Regions from separate parts of the Homo sapiens genome. Here region 2 is linked to region 1. Evidence: read pairs that join two places in POLR2A ChIA-PET (ENCODE). Cell type or tissue: B cell. All regions are shown on one strand. Each heading gives the region's core, and the rest is flanking DNA. Links, peaks and the distances in the headings are about the cores only.

What was found. Peaks named below come from ENCODE experiments on the same cell type or tissue, not always from the same donor. Only the 100,000 strongest peaks of a DNase experiment are listed, where the experiment ranks them.
Region 2: POLR2A ChIA-PET joins it to region 1 with 9 read pairs; 7 of 35 experiments call an interaction of 5 or more read pairs at or near these places.

What each region holds. Positions count from the first base shown.
Region 1 is chr12:110,680,467-110,685,847 of GRCh38, reverse strand. It overlaps HVCN1 (hydrogen voltage gated channel 1), which reads left to right. Exons shown (of 8, transcript NM_032369.4): 3 at 2,584-2,623. The coding sequence starts at 2,603. Among named protein-coding and RNA genes, the nearest start is that of HVCN1, 6.0 kb to the left of the region's middle. In B cell, for the core only: no CTCF peak of the experiment used is centred there; no DNase peak of the experiment used is centred there; H3K4me3 peaks cover 2,850 bases; H3K27ac peaks cover 4,882 bases.
Region 2 is chr12:110,630,875-110,636,255 of GRCh38, reverse strand. TCTN1 (tectonic family member 1) reads right to left here. Exons shown (of 15, transcript NM_001082538.3): 5 at 3,697-3,784; 6 at 1,477-1,586. Among named protein-coding and RNA genes, the nearest start is that of TCTN1, 19 kb to the right of the region's middle. In B cell, for the core only: no CTCF peak of the experiment used is centred there; no DNase peak of the experiment used is centred there; H3K4me3 peaks cover 404 bases; H3K27ac peaks cover 1,692 bases.

The DNA.
Region 1 (5,381 bases), core at 211-5,210:
CTTGGTAGTGTGTGCCTATAGTCCCAGCTACTCGGGAGGTTGAGGTGGGAGGATCGCTTGAGTCCAGGATCTTGAGGCTGCAGTGAGCTCTGATCGCACCACTGCATTCTAGCCAGGGTGACAGAGTGAGACCCCAACTCCAAAACAAAACAAAACAACAACAACAAAAAAAAAAGGGTGTGCAGGGTTATTTATGGAAGCGCTGGGGTGGGAGGAGATTGGAAACAACCGTAAATGTCCATCACTAGTAGGATTAAACACATTCCTACAGGGGACTCATGTGCAGCCATGACAAGGCGTGCACTTCATACAGGACACACTGGCATAGAACCACCTCTGAGATACTGTGTTAGTCTTCTGTGGCTGCTGTAACAAATGGCCACAAGCTTGGCAGCTTAAGATAACACACATTTATTATGCTACAGTTCTGGAAGTCAAAAGTCCACAATCGGTCTCAGTGGGCTCGAGTCAAGGTATGGGCAGGGCTGTGTTGCTGCTGCAGGCTCTGGGGGAGAATCTGTTTGCTTGCCTTCCCAACTTCTAGAGGGGCCCACATGCCTTGGATTGAGGCCCCATCCTCCATCTTTAAAGCACTGAATCTTCAGATCTTTCTGACTCCAGCCTCTGCTTCTGTCCTCACAATCTCTTCTTTCTCCTGCCTCCACTTATCAAAGACCCCTCTGATGACATTGGGTCCACTAGGATAATCCAAAATCATTCCCTCCATCTTGAGAGCTGCAACTTAATCATGTCTGCAAAATCCTTTTTGCTATGTAAAGTAATATACAAGTTCAAGGATTAGGGTATGTGCATCTTTGAAGGGGAGCATTATTTTGCCTACCACACCCTGAAGGGAAATAAGGTTCACAGCAGTATGTGGGTTCACATTTGTTTACAAAAAAAATAAAATAAAAGGTTGGGGGAGAGTATCTACTCATGTGCTTGTGAGGGCATAGAATACTCCAGAAGGCGACGTAGGAAACTGGTCAGAGGGTCAGAGCGACCACTTCTGGGAAGGATAATGGGTAGAGGGGAGACTGACTTGTCATAGAATATCTTTTTGTATAATTTAAACTTTTTACTACATGCATAGATCACCTATGTTAAAAATAACGTTTTAAAGTAACACCTACTCATTGTAAAAGTTCACGCCTCCCAGAAGCAGAGAAGGAAAGCCCCACACCCAGATCACTCCCTTTTCTTCCAAAGATAACCACTGCGAAGAGTGATCCTTACGGACCAAAAAAAAGCATCTGTATTTCTTTTGACTTAGATGGGGTCATCCTGTAGACTCTGCCGTAATGTGACTCCTCTGTTTGCTCTGTGGCTGGCGTCTTTCCACGTCCATATGTGAATACTCAACAGCACTAGCAGCTCCTGCTGCTCAGAGGTGCATTCACTGATATAGCTGGTGGTGGGTGTTCAGAAGGTTTTACTGTTTTTCAGAGCAACCCCAACACTGTAATGTCTGTCTTTTTTCAATTGGAGTGAAATTCACATAATGTAAAGCTAACCATTTTAAAGTGAATAATTCAGTGGCATTTAAGTACATTTCACAGTGTGCGGCCTTCACCTCTATCAGAACATTTTCACTGTTTTTCTTTGTATTAAAATTAATAATATATCATTTTGCTTTTTAAAAAATACCTTGTTAGCTGCACAGAACATTTGCATCATCCCAAAAGGAAACCCCCTAATCCATTAAGCAGTCACTCCCCATCCTTCCCTGTCCCCAGCCCCTGGCAACCACCAATCTGCTTGTTCTGGACATTTCATATCCTGTTCCGGACATTTCATATCAATGGAATCATACAATATGTGACATTTTATGTCTGGCTTTTTTCACTTAGCATGGTATCTTTGAGGTTCATCTACATTGTAATAAGTATCAATACTTTATTTCTCTCTCTTTTTTTTTTTCCTTTTTTTTTTTTTTTTAGATAGAGTCTTGTTCTGTTGCCCAGGCTGGAGTGCAGTGGCACGATCTCGGCTTACTGCAACCTCTGCCTCCTGGGTTCAAGCGATTCTCCTGCCTCAGCCTCCGAAGTAGCTGGGATTACAGGTCCCCACCACCATGCCCAGCTAATTTTTGTATTTTTAGTAGAGACGGGTTTTCACCATGTTGGCCAGGCTGGTCTCAAACTCCTGACCTCAGGTGATCCACCCACCTTGGCCTCCCAAAAGTGCTGGGATTACAAGTGTGAGCCACCACACCTGGCCCCCTTCATTTCTTTTTATGGCCAAATAACGTTCCATTGTGTGGACAGACCCATTTTGTTGATCCATTCATCCATTGATGGACAAGCGGGTCGTTTCCACCTTTTGGCTTTTAAGAATAATGCTGTGAAAGCCTATGAACTTTCGTGTACAAATAAGTATTTGTTTGAGTCCCTGTTTCAGTTCATTTGGCTCTATATCCAGGATGTATGCCCTCCTACATATACTTTGTACTTTACACTAATTTCGGGCACAGTTAAAACTAAACTAACTTAAAACTAATTTGTAAGAAAGGATTACAGAGCACATACCAAGGCAGATGGCAGCAAGATGATAGATCTGGACAAATGTCTTTTTATTTTTCAGATCCAGAGGCAACAGGGACATGGCCACCTGGGACGAAAAGGTAATGGATTCTGTGGTCTTGCAGCATTAGAGGATATCCCAGCCTTGAGAGGATAATTCTGTTTGGTGTTTCAAACAGGAGAGGGAGAACTCCCTGTTCAGGTGTTTCCACTATACTGAAATATTTAAAATCAAAATGATGAAAAGCTGTAAAAGGACTTCACAAAACCTCCAAGTAGCCTGATATTCCACATCAGACCATTTGAATCCCAGCCCTGTATGTTAATAACTATGTGCGGTTTTTTTTGTTTTTTTTTTTTTGAGATGGAGTTTCACTCTTGTTTCCCAGGCTGGAGTGCAATGGTGCAATCTCAGCTCACCAGAACTTCTGCCCCCCAGGGTTCAAGCGATTTTCCTGCCTCAGCCTCCCAAGTAGCTGGGATTACAGGCATGCACCACCACACCTGGCTAACTTTGTATTTTTAGTAGAGATGGGGTTTCTGCATGTGGGTCAGGCTGGTCTCGAACAGTGCATGTTAATAACTATGTGTCCTTAGGCACAAAATAACTGTGTGCCCTTCAATTCCCTGAGCCTCAGTTTCCTTATCTGGAAAATAGTGAAAAGATTATTTACCACCCCTGCCCTTGCAGGATTGTCGGGAAGATTTGATAATACAGTGGTCTCAGAATGTTAGGCAAGTACTGAGCCCATACAGGGCTTGGGCACAGAGAAGTAAAGTCACTTCTGAAGATCACACAGCTAGAAAGTGGCAGAAATGGGATTTTAGGCCAGGTGTGGTGGCTCATGCCTGTAATCCCAGCACTTTGGGAGGCCAAGGTGGGCAAGTCACTTGAGGTCAGGAGTTCAAGATGAGCCTGGTCAACATGGCAAAACCCTATCTCTACAAAAATACAAAAATTAGCCAGGCGTGGTGACATGCGCCTGTAATCCCAGCTACTAGGGAGGCTGAGGCAGGAGAATTGCTTGAACTTAGGAGGCAAAGGCACGGTGGCTCACGCCTGTAATTCCAGCATTTTGGGAGGCCGAGGCAGGTGGATCACCTGAAGTCAGGAGTTTGAGACCAGCCTGGCCAACATGGTGAAACCCCATCTCTACTAATAGTACAAAAATTAGCCAGGCATCCTGACACACACCTCTAATCCCAGCTGCTTAGGAGGATAAGGCAGGAGAATCGCTTGAACTTGGGAGGCAGAGGTTGCAGTGAGCCAAGATCGCACCATTGCACTCCATCCTGGGTGACAAGAGCAAAACTCCGTCTCCAAAAAAAAACAGAAATTGGGATTTCAACCTGGCCTGACTCCAGAGGAAATGCTTTCCTCCTGTACCTTATGGCCATCTCGAGTAGGAAATAGACTGTGTCTTTGATATGTGAGGTGCAGGTTTGTTGGATTTGGGGGGCATTGGTTGTGAAGATTGGGGGCAAGGTAGAAAGGAAGTGTTGACTTTCACATCAGCTGTTCATCTTGAGGTTCTGGGGGCCTAGCCAGGCCAAGCTGGCGAGGGCAGAGCAGGAAGCTCAGGGCAGCAGCAGGGGTGAGTGGGGCAGAGTCTGAGAAGCAAATGTGAGGGTCAGAATGACCACGGGATGATGATGATGATGATGGTGATTGTGTATTTCATCAAATTGATGACCCTGGTAACTGTAAGAGTTAGGAGCCCCAGGAGCTCCAGGTATCCTTCATAAGAGAGTCAGCATGGAAGAAAGGTTAAGTGGGAACTGTTCATGCTTTTCCTTCATTTGTAGTTCCCTATTAAATTAGGCAAACCAAAAAGAACATTCGGAAATGCTTAATGCTGATTAGACTGTGATGAAACCAGCTCACTCATACATATCACGGGGGACTGGGTCAACCCATGCCACTGTTCTAGACACAAAATTTGACCATGTGTATCAAGAATCTTGAAAATATCCATATTCAAGCCTGGTCATCTCACTTATGGGAAAAGAACCCATAAAAAAGAAAAAGTACAATTTATGGCACCATGTTTCTTAGCACATGAGACAACACTATGCGTGCACCTTATTTTATGTACTATGAAGAAAAAAAGCAAAACCATGTGCTGCCATTTACTGTGATAAAAAGTAACACAGGCTGAAACCGATCAATTGTCAGGCCCAGCCAGATTTCAGAGACATTAAAATGTGAGAAAACGTGGTCTTAGAATTGGATTAAAAACCATCCAAAATGGTTTAAAAACATGCAAAATGCAATAATGAGATCATTTGACTCCTTGGTAAGTTTCCTGGCCTCTGAACAGGTGCGAATCTGACGCATATAGTGGTAAAAAATAAGATAGAAAATTGTCTGCTGCCTTTTTTTGTTTTGTTTTTTTGAGACAGGGCCTGGTTCTGTCTTCCAGGCTAGAGTGCAGTGGTGCAATCTCGGCTCACTTCAACCTCCGTCTCCTGGGTTCAAATGGTTCTTGGGCCTCAGCCACCCTAGTAACTGGAATTACAGGTGTGCGCCACCATCTCCAGCTAGTTTTTTTTGTTTTGTTTTGTAGTTTTGGTAGAGACAGGGTTTCTCCATATTGGCCAGGCTGGTCTCGAACTCCTGGCCTCAAGTGATCCACCTGCCTCAGCCTCCCAAAGTGCTAGAATTACAGGCATGAGCCACCGCACCTGGCCCACTGTCTTTGATTATAATTGTAAAAGATAAAGACAGGTGGGAGAGAAAGAGGTAGATGGGTAGATGATACATAAGTTTGGTGTGCAGGGATTGTTATGAATTTATTTCCCTTTCTTTTGTTCCTTTTTTCACAATAGTAATAAATAGATCAAGGCTATAGGTCTGTT
Region 2 (5,381 bases), core at 153-5,152, 50 kb after region 1:
TAGAAGCTCACCAAGCTAGTCTCAGGAAGGCTCCATGCTCCAGGGTCATTATTGTATATTTCCACATGGTCTCACGGCCATAAGCACTGTGGGAAGCACAGTTCTTGCACTCCTGGTCACTCTCACTGCACCTGTCCTTGCTGGAAGGCCACCATTGCTTGCCCAGGCGATTTCCACAGACTCCTAACTGGTCTTCCTGCCTCTGGCCCAAGCCTCCTCAATGACAAGCTCTTGCCTCCCCAGTAGAGCTGCAGCTTTCTTTCTGAAGGGCCCACTGAGAAACGTGGGGAGGGAGACAAATAGACCTGTTTGGAGAGACCTGTGCTGAAAGAGAACTGTACCTGGATGCCCAAGGAATTGCTTCAAGACAACTGTGAGCTCAAGCTAACTAGAAGAATTCACAAGCCTAGATGGCTGACTTACACAAGAGAGGGAGAGAGAAAATGAGGGGAGAGGGAAAGGTTAAATTTGATCCTAAAAACTGAGGTCCAGATAAATAATGGTGCCATGAACCACCCTACCCCTGTACCCCTCATAAAAAGGAAATTGGGAAGGGGACCCCTTTGACAATAATCGTATGTTTCTGGCGGGGCAGTTGTTTTGTTTTGTTAGAGACCAGGTCTCACTCTGTCACCCAGGCTGGAGTGCGATCATAGCTCACTGCAACCTTAGCTCACTGCAACCTCAGCTCACTGCAACCTCAGCCTCTTAGGATCAAGTGATCCTCCTGTCTTAGCCTCCTGAGTAGCTGGGACCACAGGTGTGCACAACCATGACACAAAAGGTTTTTTTTTATTATTTTTTGTAGGGACAGGGTCTCATTATGTTGCCCAGGCTGGTTCTTGAACTCTTAGCCTCAAGTGATCCTCCTGCCTCAGCCTATCATATGGTTTTTAATCATTGAAAAAGGTCTTCTTCCCTTGCCACCCTCCATCTCATCTGTCATGTGGGCCAGTGGCCTCATCATTTCTTCAGTTTAGGGTTCAGTCACTGTAACCAGAGAGAAGGGGCCCCTTCACCATTGTGCCCACTTCTCCCATTTCCTGTTCTTTCCTGACTGCCTGTGTCATCTGCCAACCAGAAAGTGGATTTCCTCTTCTTTTCTGGCCTGTTTCTGAGAGGGAGCCCTTTTTGGGGCTAATAAGATTATTTCTGTCACAGACATGAAGATGTTTTTATGATTTCTAAAGTTTTTAGTTATTCGTAAAGATTTGTTTTTATTCAGGAGACAGATATTGGTTACCATCAAAATGAATGAAAGAAAAAAATCAACAAAAGCAAAATATGAGCTAACTATAAAAAAATAAAAATTATTTAAAGGATTATTTCAATAATCACTGATATAAAAGTACTGGAGAAATTTAAACTCGAGTGTCAATCATGTACTGAAATTATTCTGTACTTGTCATATTTTAAAAGCGCAGAAAGAACAGAAACATACCTAATGAGTAAGTTCCACTTCAAAATAATTCTTACCCTCAGAATTTCCGGGCTGCTGTAAAAAGCCATGCTGAGGGCTTCAATTTCTTCACACTGTTCTAAATTTATTTTTCTGGTGCACTTAACAGCCTGGTTCACCAGAAACGCTAGAAATCATTAACATTCCCAAGGAAAAAAAAATACAAAAGAGAAGAAATTTTTCAATTTTCCAATGGCAACTAAAAAGTTTTAATCTAGGTAAAACTGTAAAATAAGTTACAACACAGATATACAATTTTGTTGTTGTTTGTTTTGTTTTTTTAGTAGAGACAAGGTTTCACCGTGTTGCCCAGACTGGTCTCAAACTCCTCACCTCAAGTGATCCTCTCGCCTCGGCCTCCCAGAGTGCTGGGATTACAGGTGTGAACCAGTACGCCTGGCCTACAATGTTTTAAATTATTTTTCAAAAAGAATACATTCATGAGATTCAAAATTCAAAAAGCACAAAAAGATAATGAGTAAATCCCCCTCCAATTCTTGTCCTGCCCCCCAGCTACCACCAGTCCCCTTCTCCAGAGGCAACTGGCATGAGGCTTCTTGTGTCTCTTTCTAGAAATATTCTATGGAAATAAAAACAAATATGTGTGTAAAAAACATACATATATTTTTATTATTATTTCTTTCCCCTTTTGGAAACAAATGTACAATATATACACTATTCTGCCCCTCATTTTGTTTACTGAACAATATATCTTGGAGATTGGCCTGTCTTTACATGAAGCAGCTCCTCCTTTCTTGGGGATAATTAGTATTATAGATGTGGCATAATTATTATACCAGTTCCCTATTAATGAACACTTAAGTTGTCTCCATCTTTGCTACCACCAACAATGCTGCAATCTATTATTTTGCATATTGGCCAGCATTTCTGTAGGATCAACTCCTGGAAGTAGAACAGCTGGGTTGAAGAGCACATTCATTTCTAATCTGGATACAAATTGCTAAATTGCCCTTCACCAAGGTTGTACCAATTTACAGTCTCACCAGCTATGTAGGTGGACTGCCTGTTTCCCCACAGCTTCAGTTTTTTTGAGTTTTGCCAATCTGACAGGGGAAAATGGTATCTCAGTTTGGTTTTTAGGTTTTGTTGTGGGGGAGGGGGAGTTGTTTTTGGTTTTGTTTTCTTTTTTTTTTTTCTTTGAGACAGGGTCTTGTTCTGTCACCCAGGATGGAGTGCAGTGGTGCAATTTCAGCTCACTGCAACCTCCACCTCCCTGGCTCAAGCAATCCTCCTACCTCAGCCTCCTGAGTAGCTGGAACTACAGATGTGCACCACTATGTCTGGCTAATTTTTGTATTTTTTATAAAGACAGGGTTTCACTATGTTGCCCAGGCTCAAACTCCTAATCTCAAGCAATCTGCCCACCTCAGCCTCCCAAAGTGCTGGGATTACAGGCATAGCCGCCACACCCAGCCTTTGGTTTGGTTTTAATTTACACTGTTCTTCGTGTGTGCAAGATTGTCTTTTCAGCAGAATACATTTGTCTTTTCAGCAGAATACAGAATACATTCCTATCGTCCATTACTTAGCTTCTTCATAGTGAGGCCCCTTGGGGATGGGAGAGCCAAGCCTGCTGCCTTCCACTGCCTAGGGGGCCATTCTGCAAACTCTTGGAGGCTCCTGAATGGAGAGGAGCATAGGGGAGCACAGGCTGCAGGCCAACTGCATGGGGTCCATTCCTGTTCCACCACCACCTGAGTGAGCCTGAACAAGAAACTGTACATCTCTGTTTCCTGCTCTAAAAAATGGAGATACTAACCTGGCCTCAAGGGATTACAGAGAGTATTTAAGGGAAAACACATACAAGCACTTAACACAATACCCAGCACACAATATGTGCTTAATAATGGTTAGCTGTTGATATGCTTTAGAACTTTCCAACAACTGGAAGTGTTAAACAATTGAGTGAGCTGTTTTCAGGTAGTCAGTTCCCCATCACTACAAGTGCTCAAGCAGTGACTGCATGTGGTAGAAAAGACTGGCCCTGGGTGAGAAATTGAACTACGTGACCTTTGAGGCCTCTTTTAACCCGAAGATTCTGTTTTTAGTTACGAGGCCTGTTTAATGATGACTACTACAAATGTAAAGTATTAAGTTGGTGCAAAAATAATTGCGATTTTGGTCATTACTTTTAATGGCAAAAACCGCAACTACTTTTCCACCAACCTAATAATAACAGCAAATGTCTAAGGAAAGAAGAATGACCACTTTCTTACCTGCAGGGTTATTATCAGTGCACAGAGATGATGTCAGGGACGAAGGAAATCTCAGAAACGAATCTGAAGTCTGCAGAGGAACCCCATACTGCAAACACAACAACCAACAGTCGTTATGGTGTAATTAAAGTATTCATTCAACACTTACTGGGCACCCACAATGTGCCAAGCAGCACTGCAGGCATCAGAGACACACTGATGAGCAAAAAACAGATGTGGTCCTTGCCCTCAAGAAGCTCACATCTAGTTGTGTCGCCATTTTTAAAAGGATGTGTTTCTGTATGTGCATGTTACTGTATTTGCAGGCTTCTTAGTCATGGAATTCCTCTGGAAGGGTACATGAGACAATGACATAACGATCTGCCTCTGCAGACAGGAACTAGGTGGCTGGACACAGGGTTGAGAGAATTATTTTTCGCTAGCATTAATTATTTAAATAACATATACAGTATACATTAAAATCATAAAAATCAATTTTTTATAAATCAGTTTTATGAAAGAATGCCTTCTTTCCCAAAACCAAACCCCACAAAATTATTTTCCAATCTTCAAAACCCAGATTAATAGCTATTAGGCTTATAGCCAATTTTCTCGAACTTGAAAGTTTATCCAAATGCTTTAGTGCCAGCAGGAGTATGGGAAACAACTCCTTCCACTCACTGGAGCTGGGAGTGTAAAGCACTGCAATTTTTCTGGAGGGCAATCTGGTATCAATATTTAAATTTTCCATTCATTTTTACCAAACTAACTCATTTATAGGAATGTATCCTAAGGATTTAATCAGTGAAGTGTACAAAAATGTATGTATATATGAGAATGTTCATTGTGGATAACAGCAAAAACTGGAAACATGTCTGTTAAGAGTGGAACAGCTCAGATACATACACAGAAAATAATATTTTGGCTTTGTTTGTTTGTTTGTTTTTGAGATGGAGTCTTGCTCTATTGCCCAGGCTGGAGTGCAGTGGCATGATCTCAGCTCACTGCAACCTCCGCTTCCTGGGTTCAAGCGATCCTCATGCCTCAGCCTTCCAAGTAGCTGGAACTACAGGCACGCACCACCACGCCCAGCTAATTTTTGTATTTTTAGTAGACATGGGGTTTCACTATATTGTCCAGGCTGGTGTGGAACTCCTGACCTCAAGTGATTTGCCCGCCTCGGCCTCCCAAAGTGCTGGGATTATAGGCGTGAGCCACCATGCCCAGCCAAGAATATTTTGTAAACTACAGCTCTAGGGCTGGGTGCAGTGGCTCACATCGTAATCCCAGCACTTTGGGAGGCCGAGGCGAGCGGATTACCTGAGGTCAGGAGTTCAAGACCAGCCTGGCCAACATGGTGAAACCCCGTCTCTACAAAAATACAAAAATTAGCTGAAGACCAGCCTGGCCAACATGGTGAAACCCCATCTCTACAAAAATACAAAAATTAGCTGATCATGATGGCAGGTGCCTGCAATCCCAGCTACTTGGGAGGCTGAGGTGGGAGAATTGCTTGAACCTGAGAGGCGGAGGTTGCAGTGAGCCAAGATCACACCACTGCACTCCAGCCTGGGCGACACAGCAAGACTCCATCTCAAAAACAACAACAACAACAACAACAACGCAGCTCTATCACTAGTTCTGACAAGTTGCTTTCCTGTGCCTAAGTTTTTCTCATCAGGTAAATGGAGACAATGGTGCATCCC